3 separate regions of the Mus musculus genome follow, and all the other regions are linked to region 2. Evidence: chromatin loops called from intact Hi-C (ENCODE). Cell type or tissue: heart. All regions are shown on one strand. Links, peaks and the distances in the headings refer to the core of each region. The heading gives the core; the rest is flanking DNA. Region 1 holds the start of Cwf19l2 (CWF19-like 2, cell cycle control (S. pombe)). Region 2 holds the start of Alkbh8 (alkB homolog 8, tRNA methyltransferase). Region 3 holds the start of Aasdhppt (aminoadipate-semialdehyde dehydrogenase-phosphopantetheinyl transferase).

Region 1 (8,555 bases), core at 2,431-7,430, 68 kb before region 2:
AACAAATGGTGCTGGTCAGTGTACATGTACAAGAATGCAAATTGATCTATTTTTATCTCCTTGTACAAAGCTCAATTCCAAATGGATCAAGGACCTCCAAATAAAACCAGATATGCTGAGTCTAATAGAAGAGAATGTGGTAAAGAGCCTTGAACACATCAACACAGGGGAAGTTTTCCTAACCAAAACACAAATGGCTCAGGTTCTGAGAGCAACAATTGACAAATGGGACCTCATGAAACTGAAGAGCTTCTGTAAGGAAAAGGATACTGTCAATAGTACAAAATGGCAATCTACAGATTGGGAAAAGATCTTTACCAACCCAACATTCGATAGGGGGTTAATATCCAAAGAACTCTAGAAGTTAGACTCCAGAAAACCAAGTAACCCAATTTAAAAATGGGGTAAAAAAAAAAAGGAGTTACAGAGAAAAAGTTTGGAGCTGTGACGAAAGGATGGACCATCTAGAGACTGCCATATCTGGGGATCCATCCCATAATCAGCTTCCAAACGCTGACACCATTGCACACACTAGCGAGATTTTGCTGAAAGGACTCAGATAGAGCTCTCTCTTGTGAGACTATGCCGGGGCCTAGCAAACACAGAAGTGGATGCTCACAGTCAGCTATTGGATGGATCACAGGGCCCCCAATGGAGGAGCTAGAGAAAATACCCAAGGAGCTAAAGGGATCTGCAACCCTATAGGTGGAACAACATTATGAACTAACCAGTACCCCTGAGCTCTTGACTCTAGCTGCATATGTATCAAAAGATGGCGTAGTCAGCCATCACTGGAAAGAGAGGCCCATTGGACTTGCAAACTTTATATGCCCTAGTACAGGGGAATGCCAGGGCCAAAAAGTGGGAGTGGGTGGGTAGGGGATTGGGGGGGAGGGTATGGGGGACTTTTGGGATAGCATTGGAAATGTAAATGAGGAAAAAACCTAATAAAAATATTTTTAAAAATGGGGTAAAAAGCTAAATAGATTTTTCAACTAAAGAAATGGCTGAGAAGTACCTAAAGGAATGTTCAACTTCCTTAGTCATCAGGAAAATGAAAATCAAAATGACCCTGAGATTCCACCTGACACAAATCAGCATAGCCAAGATAAAAAATGAAGGTGACAGCAGATGCTGGCAAGGATGTGGAGAAAGAGGAACAAACACTCCTCCATTGCTGGTGAGATTGCAAGCTAGTACCACTTTAGAAATTAATCTGATGGTTCCTCAGAAAATTGGAAATAGCTCTACCTGAAGACCCAGCTACACCAATCCTGGGCATATACCCAAAAGATGCTCCAACACTATAACAAGGACATATGTTCCACTATGTTCACAGCAGCCTTATTTATAATAGCCAGAAGCTGGAAACAACCCAGATGTCCCTCAACGGAAGAATAGATACAGAAAATAAGGTACATTAACACAATGGAATACTGCCCAGCTATTAAAATGACAACTACGAACTTTGTAGGCAAATGGATGGAACTAGAAAATATAATCCTGAGTGAGGTAACCAGACCCAAAAGAACATACATGGTATGTACTCATTGGTAAGTGGATACTAACTGAAATACTCAGAATACCCATGATACAACCCACAGATCATATTAAGCTTAACAAGAAGGAAGGGCATAGCGTGTATGCATCAAACCCACTTAGAAGGAGGAACAAAATAATCACGGGAGGCAGAGGAAAGGAGGGTTCTGGGTGGGAAAGGGGCGGGGAAGGAAAGGAGGGGCCAGCGGAGGCAGTACCAGGTATTGGAAGAGACAGGAGATAGGAGAGAAGTCCATAGGCCCAGGAGAAGGAATAGAAATAAGTACCAGTGGGGGTGGGGAACTTGGGGAAGTACTAGAAAGTCCTCAACACCAGGAATTCGAGAGACTCCCAGGACCCAATGGGGATGACATTTGCCAAAATAGCCAACAGTAGGAAGATAGAACCTGAAGAGATCATCTCCAGTAGATAGACATGGCCCCCATGGGAGGGATGGGGCCAACCCCTACCCCATCTAAAAAAATTTAACTCATAATTGTCCCTATCTAAAGGAAATGCCAGGACAAAAATGGAGCAGAGGCTGAAGAAAAGGCCATCCAGAGACCTCCCCACTGTGGGATCCATTCCATCCACAGACACCAACACACTCCCCACCCCCCTTACTATTGCTGAAGCCAAGATGTGTTTGCAGACAGGAGCCTGGTATAGCTCTGAGGGGCTTTGCCAGCACCTGACTAAGAGAGATGCAGATACTCACAGCTAACCATTGAACTGAGCCTGGGGATCCTAATGGAAGAGTTAGGGGTAAAGGAGCTGAAGAGGATTGCAACCCCATAGAAAGAATAACAGTATCAATTTAACCAGAGTTCCCAGGAACTAAACTACCAACCAAAGAGTCCATGGCTCCCCCTACATATGTAGCAGAGGATTATTGCCTCATCTGGCATCAATGGGAGGGGAGGTGCTTGGTGCTGTGGAGGCTTGATACCCTAGAGAAAGTGGATGCTAGAGGACTGAGACAGGAGTGGGTGGTGGAAGGGGAAGTACCCTCTTAGAGGCAAAAGGGAGGAGGAAGGGTGGAAGGATTTGTGAAGAGGAGACTGGGAAGGGGAATAACATTTGAAAGATAAACAAAATGATTAATAAAAGGAAGTTATTAATAGCTTTCCTTTGGGACTACCAATCTTCACTAAATTTGGGTACAAATCACACACAGTATTCAGTACAAGACTAACATATATCCTCTTTTCTCTCTGTCTCAAATAGGATTTGGAATCACTTTAACCTTCATTGTCACTGTGGCTAGTTCTTTAGACTTTCCCAAAAGTTATAAATCTGACCTTTTTCCATGCCTTCAAAATAGACAGTGCCAATACAATTGACTCAGAAAAGTTATCCTCTTAAAAAGAAAGAACCATATGGCTAATTTCTAGTCAGCAGTCAACAATAGTAATACAATGCAAGAAGTTTCTTCTGCTTTCTCATCCATCTGTCAAAATTCCTAAGCTGACTTTGGTCCTTATCAAACTGTATGTAGATTTGTCTAAAATTCTTCACAGCTGACAAAGAGTTTCTTCCAAAAACTGTTTGAAATATCAAACAGACAGTCATTATGATTATTCATTATATCTATTTTGAAATCAGCCAATATTCATGATGCTTTATCTGACCAAGACTAACTGCCCACCCATCCCCTTAAAATGTGACTGAAGGAAGGCATTACTCATTCTTCCTATTTATTTTCTACTCTCTATATGCATTTAAACTTATTTAAAATTCTTTTATCATAAAACAAAAAACCCAAAACATAGTCACGGAACATTCCGTTGTTCAACTACAAATTCATCTTTTTCACTGTCACAATTAATCAGGAATAACTGTCAATAACTGTTCAATAATTTACTTCTTCCGTTTTTATAAACTCCATACATTTCAATGTTAATGAGAATTCTGTTTCCAAAACCTGGGGTCGGGGAGCACATATTCTGAGTCTCTTATGCTAAAACAGTGTTTCAATCAGTAAAGGCTGGCCTAAGCCTGGAGTTGAAAGGAAAACGTGGAGGAAACACCAACGTATTCAAATGTGTCCTACTTCCAATAAGCCGGGGCAATGACTCATGCTTCGAATTAACTGGTAAGAAGAGTCCTCGGATGTGACACTGGACACAGAAACTGAGCAATCCAGGCGGCTGAAATATCAAGAGTGCTTAAAAACTAAGGAAACTGGAAGGAAACCAATCAATCTTTTTGCGGAGAGAAATAGCAAATGGAGCCGGTCCGAGCGTTTAGAAGACAACTGCATTGGAAAAAGACCAAAATCAGACAAGGTGAGATACCGAAGTAACGAGAGAAGTGAGTGGACTATCTCCCAGGATTCTCAAGTCCTACAACTTTTAAATAACATTCCGAAACCGTAAGATTTATAAAACGAAAGTATTTCAAGAACTAAATCTCGGAAAGCGATTACCTAGCATGCAGAAGCCCTTAGTACAACCCCAGTTTTAAAAAGGAAGAAAGAAAATTCTCCAAAGCCGGGATACCTGGCGTAACACCTCGGCCCTGGCATTACGGGTCTGTTCTTTTCGCTCTTCGATACTGCTAGCACTTTCAAATCTTACACTAAACGCCTCCATAGTTGTTGCCGTCGAAAAGCAAGGACGCCGTCGGGAAACCTCGGTTTACGACTGTCGTAATTTAGAAACCGAATCTGCATTTCAAAATAGTAGGGAAGGGGCGTTACTATGCCAACAGAGCAGGCGCAGTTCCGAATGTTTCGCCTGTGAAAGGTTCAGCGGAAACTTGTAGCCTGCTGGAGAGTTGATCTTTCAGATGTACTAGGTTCGCTAAGCGCTGAGTTAATATAAACATGCGTTATTATGAGCCCTGCGATATATTAACTCATTTCTCAATAGGACTCTTAAAACACTCCAGTAAGCTAGAAGTTACTTACTTCCCCCTTCTTGCCTGACTTCCTGTGACTGTGCATCAACCTGAAGGGAACCTGATCAGAAAGTCAGAACGTGGGGGGAAAAGGGAAAAACAAAAATTGCTCTTAAGAATCAGTATAGGGGCTGGAGAGATGACTCAGTGGTTAAGAGCACTGACTGCTCTTCCAGATGTCCTGAGTTCAATTCCCAGGAACCACGTGGTGGCTCACAACCCTCTGTAATGGGATTGAACGCCCTCTTCTGGTGTGTCTGAAAACAGTGACAATGTACTCATATAAGTAAAATAAGTAATTAAAAAAAAAAGTTCAGTATTTTTCTTTGATGGGTGTCTTGAAATATATTTAAAACTGGGGTAGAGAGATGGGTCAGTGATTTAGGTGCTAACTGTTCTTGCAAAGGACCTAAGGCCACATCCAGGAACTCACAGGGATCATCAAAACCATCTCTAGCTCCATTTCCAGGAGATCTCCCTCTTCTGGCCTCCACAGGCATTGCAACTACATGATGACATAACACTCATTAAATAAATAAATAAATAAATAAATAAATAATTCTTAATTATTTGGAGGTCAAGACTTGGTGTTGCACAAGCCTGGGTGCAGGAAGAGTCCTCATCACCCAGAAGAAAGATGCCTTGGTTGTGTGGTTATCTCTCATAAAGAAAAAACAGTGACCTCTGTTGTATTTATTGCATCTTGCATAATTAAGTCTCTGTATCAAAAGACTAGCCCCATCTGTGCTTCATTTGATTCGCCCACTAGGATAGAAACAGGAAAGTTGAAATAAGCCATTTCTATCTCCTTTTGCCCATATCAACTCAGCAAATTTAAGATGACAAACTTGAATGGTTACAACCCCTTTATTTGATTCATTATGTTTGTGAGGCAGCACTCCAGTTTGTGCATCTGAAGCAAGGATAACCAGCCAATTCAGAGTTGATAGGAAGGGCTAATATACCTGCCCACGCATTACCAAAGGCACTCAAAAAGACTTGCCATGAAATATTGAAGGCTAAACGCACTGATGATTTTCGAAAACCTTGCTTCTCCGTAGGGAGAGCTTTGAAATTTCTTTTGTTGTTGTTGTTGTTGTTGTTGTTGTTGTTGTTGTTGAGAAGCAATACTCATGAGTCCTTGTACCAAAAAGAGTCAAAAGAAATAAAAATATCAAGAAACTAATAACCAGATTTTGTTTCTTTCTCTCTTATCTTCTCATCCAAAGATACAATGGTGATGAGAGGACGGACTGATATTGTTATATCTAAGGTAGAGTAGACAGTCATACCCTGGCTAATAGTGAGGAGCAGACTGTATCCACATTCATTCTACAGGGCCTGCTCTGCTCCATCTGTGTAAAGAAAACCACAGGTAAGGCCTAAGCCCTGCTAGACACTAAAATGTCCTCTGTGAGGACAGTCTAGGTGCAGACATGCTGAAATCTGGCCTTCTAGTGAGTCTAGGAATGTGTCATGCATATCAGTTAGCCTTTCACTGTGCTTTTAAAAATTGTCTGAGGATGAAGAGATGGCTCAGTAAAAGTACTACTCATGTGGAGGTCCCACTTTGGGTTTCTGGCACCTACATGACAGGCCCCTGTCATGTGTAACTTCAGTTCCAGTGGGTGAGATGTACTCTTCTGGTCTCTGTGGGTACTGTTTGCATATGGTGTACTTACATAGAGACAAAACACTCATCTACATGAAAGAAAAATCAATTAATCAAAACGTTTTTAATAGATTCATAATCCTTACCAAATTAGACATCTTGTTTGAAAATAATTATTCACATGAAAAAACATTTTGAAGAGATTAGGTTAAATTTCATCATCATGTATAAGGCAACTGTCAAGATCAATAAAGATTATCCACAAAACTGACCATAAAATAAAGGCATATAGTGTGTGAAAACAATAATGCATGGTAAAATGCATAAATCAACATGCAATGTATATAGAACATGCAATTATTTCACCAGAGAAAGAAGAGTCAGGCAGACAGACAGACAGACACAGACACAGTGTCTTTCTTTGAGACTGAAACATACCCTATGAGGATGACCTATGTCATCCCAACTATATGTTCTAGTTCACATAAGACAATCATTTTATATATTTATATCAGTTTCCCTGGTGATTATCGACTGTCCCTTATTTAGCTTCAGAAAGAGTCACAGTTTAGATCAGTAATCACATAACCACTCTAAGAGTAATCCTATTTCAACTCCTCTTCAATATGTAGTTGGCTGCCTTTAAGGGTAAGATAAGAACCAAAAAAGACCAAGAGTCTTTTCTGACAATAAGCTGTACCCAGTAACAGAGATTTGAAATTCTGTTCCCAGCCCCTGAATCTGTGATGATTTCAGAAATATTAGTGAGGCATTAAGTGCACAGGTTCAAAATCAAGATTTGCCAGACTAAATAACTCTGCCATTTATTTAGTCATGCCACTTTAAATTATCTGCTGCATTTGGTTTTTTAACTGTAATGTGGTTAACACTGTATGTTCCAACTTCTGTGAGAATACAATGAGCCAAAGCATGTGGGGGTTTGAAACTATATGCTAAGTGTAAATCAAGGGCAACAATTATGAGACACTGGTATTATCTCCAAGTCAATGACTTAATTGTATATCCTATTCACCTTTGTCAAATTAATATAGCCTAGAGTCATCTTAGGCCTTGATTGAGAGATTGTCCAGATCACTTTGACCTGTGGGCATGAGTTGGGGAGAGCTACATTGGCTGTTATTTGATGTAGGAAAAAGCAGTCCACTTTGAGTGTCACCATTCTTTATCCAGGTGGTCTCACATTATATAACAAGTATGAGCAAGTGAGCCATTAAGCAAACAAGCAACATCCCTCTATGTTTTCTGCTTTAAGGTCATGCCCTACTTTCTTCAGTGATGGACTATGACCTGAAAGTGTAAAGCAGATGAATCCTTTCCTCCTATTAGTTGCTTTTGGCCATTGTCTTTGTCACAGCACTAGAAAGGAAATAGAACACTGTACTGGCTGGGTTTGTGTATCAACTTGACACACACAGGCTGGAGTTATCACAGAGAAAGGAGCTTCAGTTGGGGAAACACCTCCATGAGATCCAACTGTAAGGCATTTTCTCAATTAGTGATCAAGTGGGGAGGGCCCCTTTTGGGTGGTGCCATCTCTGGGCTGGTAGTCTTGGATTTATAAGAAAGCAGGCTGAGCAAGCCAGGAGAAGCAAGCCAGTAAAGAATATCCCTCCATGGCCTCTGCATCAGCTCCTGCTTCATGACCTGCTTGAGTTCCAGTCCTGACTTCCTTGGTGATGAAGAGCAGTATGGAAGTGTAAGCTGAATAAACCCTTTCCTCCCCAACTTGCTTCTTGGTCATGATGTTTTGTCCAGGAATAGAAACCCTGACTAAGAAAAACACCATGCTAAAATACTCCTTTTCTCTCCAATCTTTATGGTATAAAAGCCTTCTACAATCATTGCATTTTCGTTAAAAATCATGTAAGAAATAAGGAAAGTATTTATCAGTGGGTTTTTAAGCATTAGAACACGTGATGGTTTGTATATTCTTGGACCAGGGAGTGGCACCATCTGGAGGTGTGGCCTTGATGGAATAGGTGTGACCTGGTTGGAATAGGTGTGTCACTGTGGGTGTGGGCTTAAAACTCTCACCCCAGTTGCCTGGAAGTCAGTCTTCCACTAGCAGCTTTTGGATGAAGACATAGAACTCTCAGCTCTGCCTGAGACATGACAGCCTGGATGCTGCCATGCTCCCACCTTGATGATAATGGACTGAACCTCTGAACCTGTAAGCCAGCCCCAATTAAATGTTTTTTATAAGACTTGCCTTGGTCATGGTGTCTGTTCACAGCAGTAAAACCCTAACTAAGACAGAACATATCATGAATTCTCTTTAGTGGAGCACCAAAGTAGTTTGTATTCAGATGCTGTTTTGCCTACAAATAACCACCACCATTTGTGGTCCCCATTAGATCAGTGTCCAGATGAATTTTAAAAATAAAAGGTTAAGGTAGAGATGTCACCATGGTAAACATTTTCATTATCATTTATGAGTAAAATCATGGGAAATATTCTCTTCCCTTCTGACTCTTGTAAACAC
Region 2 (8,555 bases), core at 2,235-7,234:
GACAAACATGACCATGTTTTGGGGAGGACTATGGAAGAACAGAAGCTAGTATTATATCATGTCTTTTCTGCTATATTATATCATGTCTTTTCTGCTATAGAAACTGTAGTTTCTAAATTATGATAAAAAATTAATTTCTCTCTTCCTTATTCTGTCACATATTCTGTTGTAATGATAATAAAAGTAACTAATATAGTACTCAACTCAACTTCCTTTCACAGGAAAAAGGATGGCTAAGTTGACTTATCCAATCATGCCTTGGTGTCTCCAGTGATCAGAGGCTACTTAGAAGTCATTAGTCACTTCATTAATAAATAAAAGACAAGCAGATTTACCTCTGAGAGTCCAAAAGCTTTAGCTATGCTATACTATGCCCAGCTTAGAAATAAAGCCCAGGTCAAAAATAATGCTCCTATCTAAATAAGAAGAGAAGTGAGGATTTAAACTGAGCTGTAATTTAAAGCCCAAGAAACTTTACAGTAGCTCATATCATCTTACTGCCAACAGACAGTGAAAAGGTTTTATAAATAAGGACTAATGAAAATATTTTGTATTATATAATCTAAATACTTTGTAACATAGAAAAGGGGAGAAAAGAAACAAGACTATATTAGGATATAAAAGATCTACCTTCAAGTTTCTATTCAATCACTAACTGGTTTATAATAGAGGAAATTAATCTCTCTAGATAGTTTTCCAATCTAGCTCATATAGAGTTTTAAAAAGAACTAAACATAATAATGATTGTTGAATTTGTATTATCAACTATAAAGACTTGTACAATATTATTACTAATATGTACCTGCAACATGCTCTAGCTCAATGGTTCTTATCCCGTGAGCCACAATCATTGAAAAACACATACTTCTGATGGGATTAGGAAATGAGACGCTGTTAAACAACAAAATTTAGCATGAAGTAGCAAGGAAAATAAATTTATGGTTAGGAGTTCCTAAGACCATCAGAAATATGTATTTTCCAATGGTTTTGACCTACAGATTGAGAACCACTGCTCTAGTTCAACTTCCACTAGTGAAAGGAATTCAAACTACAGACTAGGCTACCATATAAATGGAAAACTAGCACATCCTGCCACAATGTATATTTAATATGGGTGCAATACATAACAATTACAGCTTTGAGCTATCCTAAAGTATATTAACATAATACCCACGGTAGGGAGCTAACCATTGACCCTATAAATGATACTCTGCTATGCTTGCAGAATGGAGCCTAGCATAATTGTCTTCTGAAGAGCTTCATCTAGCAGCTAATGGAAACAGATTTAGGGATCCACGGCCTAACATTAGGTGGAGCCCGGGTAGTCTTATGGGAAAGTGAGGGATGGGACCGAGGGTCAAGGATAACACAAGATCTACAGAGTCAACTAACCTAGACATATAGGGGCTCACAGAGACTGAACCACCAACCAAAGAGCATGCATGGGATAGATGTAGGCCACCTACACATAGTTAGCAGATGTAAAGCTTGATCTTTATGTGTATCTCCTAAAAATTGAAGCCAGGGCTGTCTCTGACACCATTGCCTGCCTTTGGGTCCCTTTCCCTTAGCTAGGCTGCCTTGTCTGGCCTCAGTGAGAGAGGATGTACCTAGTCCTACTCCAATCTCATTTGCCTAAGTGGGTTGGTACCCATGGGGTGGAGGGCTGCCCTTTTCTGAGTAAAACGGGAGTAGGGAGGAATGGGGATGTAGTGATGGTACTGGGCAAATGTGGGAGGGCTGGGACTGGGATGTAAAGTAAATAAATTATGAAAAAAGAAACAACAAAAAAAACCCCATAATATATTAACATACTGGTACAGCCACATTCAAATGATAATAACAATTTAAGGTCACCTGAGTGGGATAAGACACTGCTTGGATGCCTTCATGTTTCAGCAACACATGCCTGGCTTTACTCTGTTTCCTTAAGAACTTCTTTTCCATTTTAGTGAGTTTCAAAACACCTTTATGATTGATATTCATAGTAATACTGTAAGTAAAATATATAAAAAATATGTTTTAAAAGTCTTGAAGGAACAATTATTATTCATACATTCTATACTTTATAAAATTTTCTGTGTTACGTAAAGAAAAAAAAAAAAGAAAGAAACTTTAGTTTCCTTTCCAAAAATCTAGAAAATGGAAAACAAATAAAAATGTAAAAATACTTCAGAATTTAACACAACATGCATAACAATTCATCTGTTAGCTTAAGTTTTCCATCATGATGTAAACTCTGGCAAAGTAGGAATGCCAGCATATAGTATGTGCCCAGGAAACATATGGAAAGAAGGAGTGAATGGTAACCAAGTGAGCATGTATGCCTATGATAGTCTCAGTGCTCTAACCATACAAGTGTAACATGGCACGTGGCTTTGTGGGAACTTGTGAGATGAGCAAAACAAGCACATACCTAACAATGAAAAGTTATGACATATCTCCATATAATTAACTGCTAATAGTATTTAACAGTATTACTGGGTTTTGTGGCATAACTAGAGACCAAAACACAAAAACAATGTTACTGAAAAAGTTTGTAAAACTTCAAATTAGAAGGAACAGAACAAATAGTCATTTTAAAAGAAGGTATTCAGAGAGATAATTGAAACAAAAAAAAGGAAAAAGGAAAAACGATAATGTCCAACAATAGTGAAATACAGACATAATTTGAAGGGTTCCCCCTCCCCACTTTCTTGTTGTTTTGTTTTGAAAGAGGGAGCCATGTATCTCCCAGGCTGGTCTCCAGATTGTGACAAGGCAGAGGATAACCTTGCATTTCTGATATCTACCTTTGAAGTGGGTATATACCCACATATCCAATATATGCTTATGTTTTGTTTATTCAGGCAGTTTCTTACTATGAAGACCTAGGTGACCTCAAACTCATAATGTTTATCCTGTCTCAGCCTTTGTATGCTAGGAATACAAATGTGCAGCATCATATCCAGCTGGCATAAAATTTTTTGAGTAGCATATGTTTACTGACCCTCTAGAATAAAGCTGCATACCTCAAAGTAAACAAACAAAATAAACAAATAAAATTATGTTTCAAAACAACTAAGGCAAGCCCGGTGTGGTGGTGCACGCCTTTAATCCCAGCACTTGGGAGGCAGAGGCAAGTGAATTTCTGGGTTCGAGGCCAGCCTGGTCTACAGAGTGAGTTCCAGGACAACCAGGGCTACACAGAGAAACCCTGTCTCAAAAAACAAACAAACAAACAAACAAAAAACAAAAAAACAACAAAAAAACCCAACTAAGGCACAGTCAAAACTCTAGTAGTTTGACAGTAGGAAAATGGCATTACTTCAGTTTCTTAGCAAACAAGTTAAGAGGTACAGTCAGTAAAGCAGGTTAATTGTAAATGATGATAGGACAATTCAGAATGAGAAGACCTGCACTAATCCACCTGTAGCAAGCAGAAATGTTAACCTAGTTTCTACTGGAGGCATAGAAGGAAAGGAAAGGAAAGGAGAGGGGAGGGGAGGGGAGGGGAGGGGAGGGGAGGAGAGGAGGGCAAGGATGAGAACAAAGTTCCCACAGGATCAATAGGCCTTGGCTGATTACTCAGATGTGAAGAACAGGGATCGGGTCAGTGCACAGCTGCTTGGATGCACCTGGCATGTGACAGGAGTAAGGTCACTATTAAATAGGATACTAGCCATCGCAGTTAGTTGTTCAGTTGCCTTCAGTCTGAGCAAATTCTCTGTTGGTAAGACGAGAACAAAGAAATAAAGGCTCTGCTACTAGTAAACTCTCAATATATCTTGTTGGATAGTACCCCAAGTACCAACTGTACTGTATCCGTGTCTGAGTTAGAAAATAGAGCTGTGGCTAGAGAGATGACTCTGGTTATATGTACTAGCTGCTCTTCCAGAGGACCCGGGTTCAAGTCCTAGCACCCACATAGTAATTCAAACCATTCACAACTCCAGTTCCAGATCTCACTCCTTCTTCTGGCATGTAGGTGGTATATAGATACACATGCAGGTGATACATGTCTTTTGAATTAATAAGCTATCCAAATTACATTATCTATTTAAAAAGAAAGCAGAGTTAAACATTAAGACTTAGAAAAAAATTACCGTTTCTGAATTACACACTCTATTTTTTCTTACACTCATTGTTTGTTATCTTCTGTAAGTGAATAGAAAGTTAAGTACATGAAGTAGTGATTTTGTCTGTATTATTCACCGGGTAGTACACAGCACTTAAACAGGATGTGATATGTAGTAGCGACTCATTAAATATACATATTTAAATAAACCTAAGCAGAATTTGCCATTTTAGCTATTAAACTCCGTAATTCTAATTTTGGCAGCCATCTTCAGCGATTTCCGTAACACCCACCGAGTGAGTATCCCAATTATCTGCATGTGTTGGAGTCAGAAACTCTCGTCTACAATCTTGGGTACCTGCTAAACAGCTAGAGACAAACGTTAAACGAAATCATCAAAACCACAGTCTGACACTACTTGACCCCAGAAGCAGAAGGACTGATCAAGAAAAAAATATAAGGCAGATGTGGGCCAAGAGTGCCTTGCATATCCGTGCTTCACAGAATTGATGCTTGCTGAAAAACGACTAAAAGCAAGGGTTGGTCTTCAACCCCTATGGCAGCTAATACAGACACCGCTAGGCATCCATCATATGCCAAACATAAGGACATTAGATCCTACCAGGGTTCCCAACGGCCTTACCTCCCCAACCCATAAACTGCACTCTTCGCGGTCTGAGTCGGCCCATGCTGGTCAGGACAGAGCAGACAGGGAGCTGAAAGGAGTAAGCCAGGATTTGCGATCCTCCATATCCCCAGGCCCCAATCAGGTGGCGTACACTTTTCTCTCTCCTCACCAGAAATGTTCACCTCCCAGCTGCTTTGTCAATCGCCAGCCTTCCCCGGTGCAGCCTGACCACCTATGCTCTGACACCCTTTCAACCGGACGCCGCCATGTTGCAGACAATAGTACTACATTTCCCATGAGTCCCTGGGGCTACCACAACCCCCTTCGGGACTCAAATTCTTTGTTGACCCTTTCTCCGCCAAATGTCTGTAAACTGCTGCTTGAAACAGAAAATTTGGCTGCTTTATTTGGGTGAATAGTAATCGTTGGAATAGGACCTACAACTATCACGTTACTAAATGCTAAACATTTGATCTTATACTCACAAATAACTGTAGTCTTAAGGGAACTTACCTGTGTAAACCACACCAATCGAAATGCAGAGCTGTAGAGTTCAGTCTCAACTGACATCTACAGCACAACTCCTATACCTCAGGCTTAGAACACTGCAGAGAAAATGGAGGTGGAGAAACGGAAGTTTACTGTGAATTGTGTCTCCTGGGAACATCAGAAGCCACACCCATAAAGTCTCTCTAGTGTGACTGCCTATACTGAACTGAACAAAGACAATGAAAACGGTTGTGTTTGTGTGGTCAGGCAAAGAGTCGAGAACGTCTAAACCCTACACAAAGAACAATATGCAAATAAGGAATTCTGAGAGCAAGAGAAATACTTTTCTCCAGGGAAGAGCACGCCAATTGTTTATCCAACAATGAATGATCAGCCTGAAAACACTTAAATACAAGAAACATTGTACAATTTGTATTAATGTATGTATGTACAATTAATAATAAAAGAGGTGATGAATTTGAAAGAGCAAGGACGATGGGTATAGGAGAGGGTTTGGAGGTAGGAAATGCAATGAGTAAATTATAATATAATCTAAAAAACCAGAAAGAGTAGAAACTCTAAAACAGAAGAAACTGGATCTACTTCAGGAAAGATATTTCAAAGTAAAGTTTAAATGGCAGAAAAATTAAAGACAATAATTATATCCCTATTATGAGATTGACTCATGACAAAAAAACAGTAACAGTATTGTTTTTAATTTGTAGTATTTACTCAACTCCACATTGTTAGGCCTCAAAGAAAGAGGGACAAATCACTGACTGAAGTGCCTACTAAAACATCAATGCAAATACTTGCAGCTCTCTGCAACATTACTCAGTACCTGTTGCTCCTCCCAGCACTGCTCACCTCTCCCCTTCCCCTAAACCTTTCCATCTCAGGGACTAACTTTCTGCTTCTTCCCTTCCCGACTTATTGATCTCCATATAACATAGCTATTTTGGACACTGGGTCTCTTGGCCTATTGGCTCCTATCTGGTTCTACTCCTGGCTCTTTCTTGGTACACTTGCATCCCTCTCTTCTCTCTTACCCCCTCCCAACCCCCCAAAGCCAAGCTCTGTCTGTTGGCCATGTTCAGTATAAACACTTCCAGATGTTTCTGGCTATTCTCTCCCTCATATCTACAATAAACCTCCTCTTCAAAACATACCTTGGGGCAGTCATGTTGTTTGATTTTTCCTATGAAGACTTGGGAACCAGATGCTGGGAAGAAAGCCTGCTAGCTCTGCGAGGCAGAGAAAGTACCCAGTTGACCTTCCTCCTCAGCCAATGTCCCAGAAGGAATACCCCTTAAAAAATGCCCACCTTAAAAAAAATCTTTTTTAAACTGAATTTTCTTCCTTCTTACTTCCTGTGTGTCTCTCTATCCATCCTTCTGACATACTCTTACTCTCTTTGGTTCTTTTCTCAATAATTCTATAGTCATTTCTTGTCAAGTGGTTGCTTTCTCTAACTCTTGACTTTATTTAATCCTGTTTACACTACTCAGACAGAAAGCTCTTGCATTAAAAGTATGTGCTAAGACTGAGCCACACCACCACCACCACAACAAAAAATTTCCAGTAAATCACATAATCTCAAGGTACACACAGTATGATTAAATATCCTTCAACATAGTCATGTTCTCATTTGTTTTTCATCCGGTGCAGAAACCACCACAGAAATAACACAAATTAGTTTCTTTTAAAGGTAGCTGGTCTCTCTAAATTATGCTGACTATTTGAATCTCTTAAGGTCTGTAGGGATAATTTCTTTCTGCTGACTTTTGCCACCTACCCATTTTGGCTATAAATTCTAGAGTCTTGATTCTTATCTATTCAACTATTCTCAACTACTTGGTAAGTGTCTCTCTGGCTCTTAGAGCTACCATGTCTATGTGGGCAACTATACCCATGTAGTCATCTCTCTTTCCCCCCTTTTCTCCTCTACTTGATAAATGTCCCCCTGTAGCTGCCAGCTTCGTCTGCTATTACTACAAAATCTGCACCAATGTGCCAGCAATTTTCTCTAACCTGTCTGGGGTTGCCAATCACATGGAAAGGGACATTTCTTCTCTGCAATCTGGGACATTTATCTCAAGCAAGTCTTTCATCTGCTCTGGGACACCTGGGATTGAAATTTGTGTCATTAAGACTTCTCTTTGTGCATAGTTCCTTCTTAGAGCTTTCTCTAGTCAGTCTCCCCTTAGGACCTGCCTGGAATCCTGCAAATCTTAAAGCCAGTCTGAGCCACTGTACTGTCTCTCAGCTCCCTTTTGAAGCTTTCCTCCACTTTGGAGTTCCATTTATGACCCTTTTTAGTTTGCACCCCAGACTCAGGTTTTATTAAGGTCGCACAGTCTTACTGTAAATGGCTTGGCCTTGGTACAGCTCCATAACAAAAGATTGGCATACTTCATTTCTATATTATCTTTTATGGTAACAACCTCTACCATTGCATAAACAAATAATTTCCAAATCTTTTACATCTAAATGTTCTTTTGCTACCCTTCCAAAAGTCTCTTATCTCCAAAGTGTTTCTACTTTCTAGTCTTAAAAATCTTTTATCTCGGGGCTGGTGAGATGGCTCAGTGGGTAAGAGCACCCGATTGCTCTTCCGAAGGTCCGAAGTTCAAATCCCAGCAACCACATGGTGGCTCACAACCATCCGTAACGAGATCTGACTCCCTCTTCTGGAGTGTCTGAAGACAGCTCAGTGTACTTATATATACAATAAAAATAAATAAATCTTTAAAAAAAAAAATCTTTTATCTCTACAATTTCTCTACTCTGAAAAAAAGTCTTTTAAAACCATGCTATATACTACCTCAAGATTTGTAAGTTCATTGGACAGGGTTAAAAAAAAATCTGTAACAAAATTTAACTTAAACCTATAACAAAAGTCTTATAGGTAAAAAAAAAAAAAATCTACACATTGTTACTCTTAATGTGCTACAACATTCTATATGTGTGTAGTGGCTATTCCTGGTTGTCAACTTGACAATATTTGGAATGAACTACAATCCGGAATTGGAAGGCTCACCAGTGACCCTTATCTGGAGGCTTGGAGATCCTTATCTGGATCTTGGTTTGAAGATCTCGAGCCATAGTGGCTATGGATTCCAGAAGATTGAATCTCCGAATTTAAGGAACACACCTTTAATCTGGGCTACGCCTTTCATCTGGGATTAAAGGTGTGGTGGAACACACCTTTAATCTGGGCTACACCTTCTGCTGGAGACAATATAAGGACATTGGAAGAAGGGAGTCTAGCTCTTGCTCTTGCTCCTTCGCCTGCTTGCTGCGTGAGACTGAGTAACTGCTAGATCCTTGGACTTCCATTCACAGCTGCGACTGAACAATTGTTGGGATTTGGGCTGCCGA
Region 3 (8,555 bases), core at 1,838-6,837, 970 kb before region 2:
TTGCGCAGACTCCGGAGCGACGGGGCGTGGCTACGTCAGCGTCTGCTCTACCTGGCTTGAGGATCAGCGGACCGAGCCGGTCGTATGGTGTTCCCCGCTAAGAGGCTGTGCGTGGTGCCATCCATGGAGGGCGTTCGTTGGGCATTCTCCTGCGGTACCTGGCTGCCAAGTCGAGCCGAATGGCTTCTGGCGATGCGGTCTATCCAGCCGGAGGAGAAGGAGCGCATCGGCAAGTTCGTGTTTGCCCGCGACGCCAAGGCAGCCTTGGTACTTGAGGCCTGCGACTTTTGGGAGGCGGGCCGGGCTGCGGACTCCCACGTGCGCTCGTGGCGTTGCGGTCTCGGAGCCTCCGGAGTGCGTGCGACCGTCTTCAGCCTTCGTATCCCGGAGGCCTGGGTCACTCACATCTAGTCTTCCCTTGTGAGGTTGCCTGTGGAGACCCTTACCCTAAAATTGGAGGCGGGGCCTATGGAGTAATCGTCTGTTTACTAATGAATGTGTTTATACTTTGAAACTTAGAAGCCATAAATATACTTTCTAAGCAGTGTACTTATGCGATTAGTAGATAGCAATACACACCGTGTGTTTTATGTCTGAACAGGCTGGTCGTTTGATGATAAGGAAATTAGTTGCAGAGAAATTGAATATCCCTTGGGATCATATCCGTCTGCAGAGAACTTCAAAGGGAAAGCCGGTTCTTGCGAAAGACTCGTTGAATCCATATCCCAATTTCAACTTTAACATCTCTCACCAAGGGGACTATGCAGTTCTTGCTGCAGAACCTGAGGTACAGGTTGGCATTGATATCATGAAGACTAGTTTTCCAGGTGATGGTTCACTTTTATGACATATTAAGTGTTTTATGTCTCAGATCTTAACTATTAGGCAGTTGTAAGTTTACTGGCAGTACTTAATTTACTGATAAAACATTTAACCAAAAAGGATGCATTTCCTTTAACTTTTATCTATAGAGACAGTAGATTCTATATTACTGTACCTTTTAACCCCTTTAAATTGTTAGCTACATTTTCTTTAGGTATCATCATTTTTCTAAGTATTTTTGTTTTTTTCTTGTTACAAAATAAGCGAGGCTGAATTACAAAGATGAGCTTCTTTAAGCTCATTGTTCTGAGTTCAAGGAAACCCTTGAGGACTGGGATAATAAGTTTATTAATGAAGGTGGTACCCGCTATGGCCTTGCAGTGCTCTTGTATTGGCAATTAAGCTTCAGCATGAATTTTTAAGAAGCCTTTTTGAAGCACAGCTCCAATGAAAGGACTTAATGGTATTGTTGAAGGCTTGTTCTAAAGTAACTGCTACTGTAGAGGAGTCAGGCTTATTTTTGTGAATAGTCCACATGGGTTTGTAGCTCTGGGGAAGCTTCATAGGAGCTTTTTCTGTAACTAGAAGTTAGTGGAGAGGCCATTAGACACTTAGAAAAAAGATAGATAGCACAGTTAGTGCCTATCTGGAAATAAACAGATTTTACAACCCATTTTGTGAGGGGTTGACTGTGGTCAGTACTGAATAAGGAAGTCATTATTAATTGACGTTTTAAATAGTAGGAAAGTATTAAGCAGATATTGAAGATTCTGTCTCTTGTTAATACTTTATTAATCCTTTGACACCCATCAATTTTGATTATAACCGTTTCCTTTTATAGTTTAACTGGCTCAAAGCTTATTATGTTCCAATAACACAGAGGAAGAGATCCATTCAGTTGGCACTAGTGTTGTGTCATTACCATTCCACTCATTTTCAAATTGTGATTGGGTGCTTCTTTTCTTAGTGATGATGAGAAGTAAATACCTGTTTGCTGCACTGGCAATTTATTAGACCAGAATAAGTGAGGTAGTTCATCAAGGAATATTCTTCAGTCTTGGTGAATGATGAAGTTATAATTTTTGATAGAAGGGGAAACCTACTCTGTACTACACATTGACAATTCCTGAGACAGAGTCAGCATAGAGGAGTGTTATTAGCATATCGAAGGAGACAATTCTCTTACCCACATTCTGTGTGTGTGTGTCCATAAGAAATATTACATAGGAGTGTTAATTCCCATATTACTTAGCCATGTTGGCTAAGTACTGTTCATTTCCCAATAGATTTAACTGTGGGATCTTAGCACAAGTTGTCAGTAGTATACATTTCTGATCAAGTATTTTTCTCATTTCTTAAGCTTTATTTACAGTTAAAGATGTTTACAGTTTTAGGTGAAGTAAAGGTATAGTTTAATGATTCAATTTAACAGTATTTACAAAATAACCATGAACAGTATAAAAATATTTAAGTTCAGGAAATAGTAAGAATTCTATTTGCATGATTTTGCAATTTCATATTTGTTTTTCTATTATAAAATATTTTAGATAGTAATTGCCACAATAAAAATAACTTTAAAATATTTTGAGAAACAATTCTAATTTTAATTAACTCAAGTAATTTAAAATGAGTGTTATTAGGTATACTGAAAAGCTTCTGTATTCCCAGCACTTTGGAAGTAGAAGCAGAAGCAAGACTATGAGTTCAAGTCTATCCTGAAGTACATTGACTTTCATCCCAAAAGATTTTGTTAACAGAATTGCTCTCTAGAGGAGCTATTGCATTATAAGTATAAATTAAATGTAGTTGGTGCAAATTAGGCCTGGATATACTAAAGAGTGGAAAAGCCTGTTTCTTGTCTCCTCTCATACCCTTTCTTCTGAAGTATTATATACTCCTAACTGGTTCTCTAGGTAGAGCTAAGTGATCTTTTGAGAAGGACACAGTTTTAAAGTTGTGAAATAGGTTCTCATTAGACATATAATAGAATTCAAACTCCTAAACATAACACTGTTATTGTGTTCTTTTGTACTTTCTATTCTCAGGCATGTTACTATTTCTCATTTCTCTCTAGTTTTCTTTGATCATTGTTTTCTGTCTGTTACAGTATTTTATTTCCTTTAATTAGATGTTGCTCAACTCCTCCTTACCTCCATCTTCCCCTTGATAAGTCATATTCTTTGAGAAGAATGGATAATTTTACTGCTTTGCTTTTAAATGTATGTGTGCTGATATTATGTATAGAGGCCAGAGGACACCCCACAGCAGCTGTCATTCTCAGAAATGCCACCTACCTCTTGAAACAGGATCTTTTCAACCTGTAGCTTACTGATTAAGCTAAACTAGCTAGATCCTGTGAGCCTTAGGGTTCCACATATTTCCTCCTCCCCAGCACTGGAATTATAAGGCTGTATACTTGTATTACTGGGCTGGTATTTTTTACATAAGTTCTGACGACCATTGAACTCAGGTCTATATATTATATATATAATGTTAGCACTTAACCATTTGAGCTTTCTTTGTAGCTGAATGGTAAGTTTTAACTGAGATGCTTTTATTAGTCAGGGTTCTCTAGAGTCACAGAACTTATGGGTAGTCTCTATATAGTAAAGGAATTTATTGGTGACTTACAGTCTGCAGTCCAATTCCCAACAATGGTCAGTAGCAGCTGTGAATGGAAGTTCAAGGATCTAGCAGTTGCTCAGTCCCAAATGGCAAGCAGGCGAAGGAGAGAGAGCCTTCCTTCTTCCAATGTCCATATGTAGTCTCCAGCAGAAGGTTTAAAGGTGTCCCAGATGACCTTGAACTCGGAGATCTCCCCTGTCTTAATCTGGAATCCATAGCCACTAAGCTTCAAGATCTGCAAACCAAGATCCAGGTTAAAAACTTCTATCTCCCAGCCTCCAGATTAGGATCACTAGTGAGCCTTCCAATTCTGGATTGTAGTTCATTCCAGATATAGTCAAGTTGACAACCAGGAATAGCCACTACAGTGCTATTATAATACATGTGTACCGGACACCTTGTTTTAGAATGATATAGATAGGCTTTGAAGTTCTGGTACTATAATAGACTGTTTTGTTTATAGGCCTACAATAGTAGCAAAATGTGTTGGTTGTTGGTGATTTTGTTATGGGGTTTTATTATGTTTAAAATAGACCAGTTATGTGATTTTGATTATGTAGAACATTTAGTTAGTAGCTGACATTCTTCTTTAGTAACTAAGCTTTAAGAAGGATCAAGTATTTCAACACTTAAGTGACAATTCACATTTTTCAGTCCTATACCTCTCATATGTATGTGTATATATATACACACACACACACATATATATATACATACACATACATACATATATATACATACATACACACACATATATACATATATGTATATATATACGTACACATACCTGTGTTCTTAATATTTTATAGGATGATTACATATATTGTAGTAGAAATCAATATATATAAATAATATTAAGAATTTGCCTATGTGTCTGCCCAGTAATGATGCTGGTATTTTGAGAGACAAATTTGTTTTTCTACTGGGATTTTCTAACGTTTTTCTTCTAATTTCCTATGGAGTAAAATAGAATATTTGGCCAGTATGCATTCCCCCATAACACCACAGGGTAGTGCTGCTGTCCTTTAGTTAGGTATTTAGAGATTCACCATTGACTGCTGTTTATTTTGTGCTTAAATATATAGGAAAGTGTACACACTGGTATTTTTTTCAGCCATAAGTAATGAGTTATAGTATTTCTTTATTGCCAGTATCCCAAATACAAATTAAGATATTCTTCCTCTTTATTTCATATATGCTACTTATGCCGGAGTCTACTTGAGAAGAATTTATCTTTTAAATTTTGTGGATGTGGGTTGTATGGGTTTGTAAATTTGGAGGCCAAAAGTTTTCATCAGTTTCCTCTTGTCACTAATACCTTTTTTAATGTTTGTGACATAATCTCTCACTGAATCAGAATGCTGGTCAGTGAGCTCTGGGGATCAGTTTCACCTCCCAACCGTGCCCTGACAAATACCCTTTCTGACAGTATTAGGTTATAGATACTGGCAGCTTCTGTACCTTTTACAGGTGCTGGGTAATCTAAGCTCAGATCTGTACTTCCTTAGCAAACTACTCATTGAACCATTTTCTTAGCCCTTTCACTTTTTTAAGACTAGATGCCAGAAACAGCGAATGAATCAGTTATTATTGAGAGGCATCCAGTAATTCTCAGTAAAGTGAAAATGAGCTTTGGATCACTAAAAGGATGCATGCCCCCAAATGGTCATAGTCTCTTGTTATACCATTCTCAAGGTCATAGAGCCATAGTTGTGATCTCAAGTCCTCCAGATTTCTGGGTTAAGGAAGGAGGGCCTGTTTCGAGACTTGACTATTGAAGTTGGAACTTGGGAGAGTCCTAAACATTTTTGCACAAGAACTGGTTTTTAATGTTTCCTTCTCTGACTTACTCTAGGCGAGGTATGTGGTTACTGCAGAAGTTCTAAATAGTACAAAAGAGTACAGTCTGTTGTGTTCCAGATCTCCTTGAGTGTCTAGATGTATATATTGATTTTGCTTTTACAGTAGTCATTTCAAGTAAGCAGTATACATTGTTGAACTACCTTCTAGTTACAAAATATTATACAACAGTTGTTTTCTTTTTCCCTTTAGTAGTGTTGAAGGGTCAAAATATAACATTAGTATGAATTTCTGAAATATATGTTGTCATACTTATGTATGACATTTTCTTTTAGATGTTTAAAATTTAGAACAAGTTTGACTGTCAACTATTCAGGTTTTTGGAACATGTTTCAGAAGCTAGGGTTTTTCTGCTTAATTATTTAACTCCTAATTTCACAAATTCTTATTAAACTGGTTCTTTTAGGCTAACACATGCTTGTTATCTTGAGTTATTCTTTTAATTTCTAATTTATATCAAAATTAACAATCAATAGAAAAGTATTTCTTTTGTTTTTGTTGGTTTATACTAATAGGAATTTTGGTTTTTTTGTTGTTGTTTTTTTGGTCTTTTGAGGCAGGGTTTCTTTTGTTGTTTTTGTTTATTTATAGTAATAGGAATTTTGGGTTGTTGTTGTTTTGGGTTTTGTTTTGTTTTTTTTTTTTTTTTTTTTTTTTTTTTGAGACAAGGTTTCTCTGTATAGCCCTGGCTGTCCTGGAACTCACTTTGTAGACCAGGCTGTCCTCGAACTCAGAAATCCGTCTGCCTCTCCCTCCCAAGTACTGGGATTGAAGGCGTGTGCCACCACGCCTGGCTATGCAGGGCCTTGCACATTCCACGCAAGCACTCTACTACTGAGCTACATTGTACCCTCACTTAGGATTGTTTTCTGAATAAGTTGCCTTTCCTGTTTGGGTAGTCCTCAGTAGTTTCAGTCATACAACAGCTTTTTAAGTTTTGTTTTTATGTTTATTTTTAATAGAATAAATTTTTAATTCTGTATTCGCTGATTTGGCAGGTCGTGGTTCAATTCCAGAATTCTTTCATATCATGAAAAGAAAGTTTACCAAAAAGGAGTGGGAAACAATCAGAAGTTTTAATGATGAATGGACTCAGCTGGATATGTTTTACCGGCACTGGGTACAATTCCTTTGTAATTCTATAATTATTCCATTATATTCACTAGAAATAAGAGTGAAAGATTTGTAGTTACTGCTAATACCATATAGTGCTTGATACAAATGGACAGATTCTTGAGAACTTTGGGATTTTTTTAAAAAATCTATATAACTCTATAGAAACACATGAACCTTATTTAACAGAAAATGTCACATCACAGTTCTTATAATTTAGTTAATTCTCTTAGCAACCCTTTGAGGATGGCATTGTTTGGTCATTACAGTTTACACTTGAGAGATCTTGAATAATTTACACAGACTGCTACTAAGATTGTTTTCGGTGCTATTACAATGAGCAAAATAAAACAATTACAACTTTATAGCTGTAACAAACATAGAAATCAAAATGTACTATATCTATTAATGTTATAAAAAGTTTTAGCTATTGAATCCTCTAAGAGAAAATGTCCCTTTTTCTCTCTAGGCACTGAAAGAAAGCTTCATAAAAGCCATTGGAGTTGGATTGGGATTTGAAATGCAGCGGCTTGAATTTGATGTATCTCCATTAAACATGGACATTGGTCAGGTTTATAAGGAAACCTGTTTGATTTTGGATGGGGAAGAAGAAAAAGAATGGGCCTTTGAGGTAAGGAATTTATTATAATTATTATAGCTAAGACATTCCATATTTATTCACGTATGTGCGAATAATCTAGATTGTTCCTGAAATTTATAAGAATGTCAACAGTGTAGAGTACATATCCATTGTGAGCTTGTGTAACTTTCTTTGAAAGTAATTCAATTCCTTTTAATTAGTAATTAAAATCTGATCATTAAAACTATCTTTCAAGACATAATGGTGCCTGCATTCAGTTTCAGTATTTGGGATCTCTGTGAATTGGAATCCAGCCTGGTATAATAAAAGCAGTTGGGATTTGTGTTTTCTAAATGTTACTGTCTGTCCTAGTTAGGGTTACTATTGCTATGATAAAAAGCCATTTGGGGAGAAAAGAGTTTATTTGGTTCACACTTCCACTTAGTCCATGCTAAATGAAATCAGGAGTAGAACTCAGGCAGAGTACAAACTTGGAGCCAGGAGCTACTACAGATGCCATGGAGAGGTGTTGCCTACTGGCTTGCTTAGCCCACTTTCTTGTAGAACTCAGAACCCAGCAAACACAATGAGTTGGACCATCTTACATCAATTACTAATGAAAATGCCCTATAGGCTTGCCTACAGCCCAATCTTCCTTTCTTCCTTCCTTCCTTCCTTCCCTCCCTCCCTCCCTTCCTTCCTTCCTTCCTCCTCTTCCTCTTCTTCCTCCTCCTCCTCCTGCTGCTCCTCCTCCTCCTTCTCCTCTTCTTCTTCTTCTTCTCCTTCTTTTCATGGTATATTTTCTCTATTTACATTTCAAATGTTATCCCCTTTCCCGGTTTCCCCAAGGAAACACCCTATCCCGTCCCCTGCTTCTATGAAGGTGTTCTCTCACCCACCCACCCACCCACTCCTGCCTCCCCACCCTGGCATTCCCCGACACTAAGGCATCTTGCCTTCACAAGGCAATCCTCTGCTACATATTGCAGTTGGAGACATGGGTACTCTGGTGGTGGTTTAGTTCCCTAGGAGCTCTGGTGGGGCTGCTTGGTTGATACTGTTGTTCTTCCTATGGGGTTGTAAACCCCTTCAGCTCCTTCAGTCCTTTCTTTAGCTCCTCCATTGGGGACCTAATGCCCAGTCCAATGGTTGGCTGTGAGCATCCACCTTTGTATTTCTCAGTCTCTGAGAGAGCCTCTCAGGAGAAAGCTATATCAGGCAAGGACTTCTTGGTATCCACAATAGTGTCTGGGTTTTGTGACTGTATATGGAATGGATGTCCAGGTGGGGCAGTCTCTGAATGGCCTTTCCTTCTCTCTCTGCTCCACACTTTATCTCCATATTTTCTCCTGTAAGTATTTTGTTCCCCCTTCTAAGAAAGGCCAAAGCACCCACACATTGGTCTTAGCCATTCTGACTGGTGTGAGGTGGAATCTCAGGGTTGTTTTGATTTACATTTCCCTGATGGCTAAGCATGTTGAACATTTCTTTAGGTGCTTCTCAGCCATTTGATATTCCTCGGTTGAAAACTTTTTTGTTTAGTTCTGTACCCCAT

What was found. Peaks named below come from ENCODE experiments on the same cell type or tissue, not always from the same donor. Only the 100,000 strongest peaks of a DNase experiment are listed, where the experiment ranks them.
Region 1: it touches region 2 in a loop (10-fold over the local background); 6 of 42 quality-filtered maps call a loop at or near these places.
Region 3: a loop joins it to region 2, with 8 times the contacts of the local background. A loop is called at or near these places in 11 of 42 quality-filtered maps.

The regions. Positions count from the first base shown.
Region 1 is chr9:3,399,676-3,408,230 of GRCm38, reverse strand. It overlaps Cwf19l2 (CWF19-like 2, cell cycle control (S. pombe)), which reads right to left and starts at 4,146. Exons shown (of 18, transcript NM_027545.2): 1 at 4,041-4,146. The coding sequence starts at 4,133. In heart, for the core only: CTCF peaks have their summits at 4,701 (motif pointing left) and 4,903 (motif pointing left); DNase peaks (open chromatin) are centred at 4,200 and 4,920; H3K4me3 peaks cover 1,736 bases; H3K27ac peaks cover 1,332 bases.
Region 2 is chr9:3,331,894-3,340,448 of GRCm38, reverse strand. Alkbh8 (alkB homolog 8, tRNA methyltransferase) reads right to left here and starts at 5,218. Exons shown (of 12, transcript NM_026303.1): 1 at 5,199-5,218; 2 at 1,858-1,993. The coding sequence starts at 1,986. In heart, for the core only: a CTCF peak has its summit at 4,945; a DNase peak (open chromatin) is centred at 4,958; H3K4me3 peaks cover 1,918 bases; H3K27ac peaks cover 1,394 bases.
Region 3 is chr9:4,300,966-4,309,520 of GRCm38, reverse strand. It overlaps Aasdhppt (aminoadipate-semialdehyde dehydrogenase-phosphopantetheinyl transferase), which reads left to right and starts at 27. Exons shown (of 6, transcript NM_026276.3): 1 at 27-267; 2 at 602-827; 3 at 6,306-6,427; 4 at 6,890-7,051. The coding sequence starts at 85. In heart, for the core only: a CTCF peak has its summit at 4,453; no DNase peak of the experiment used is centred there.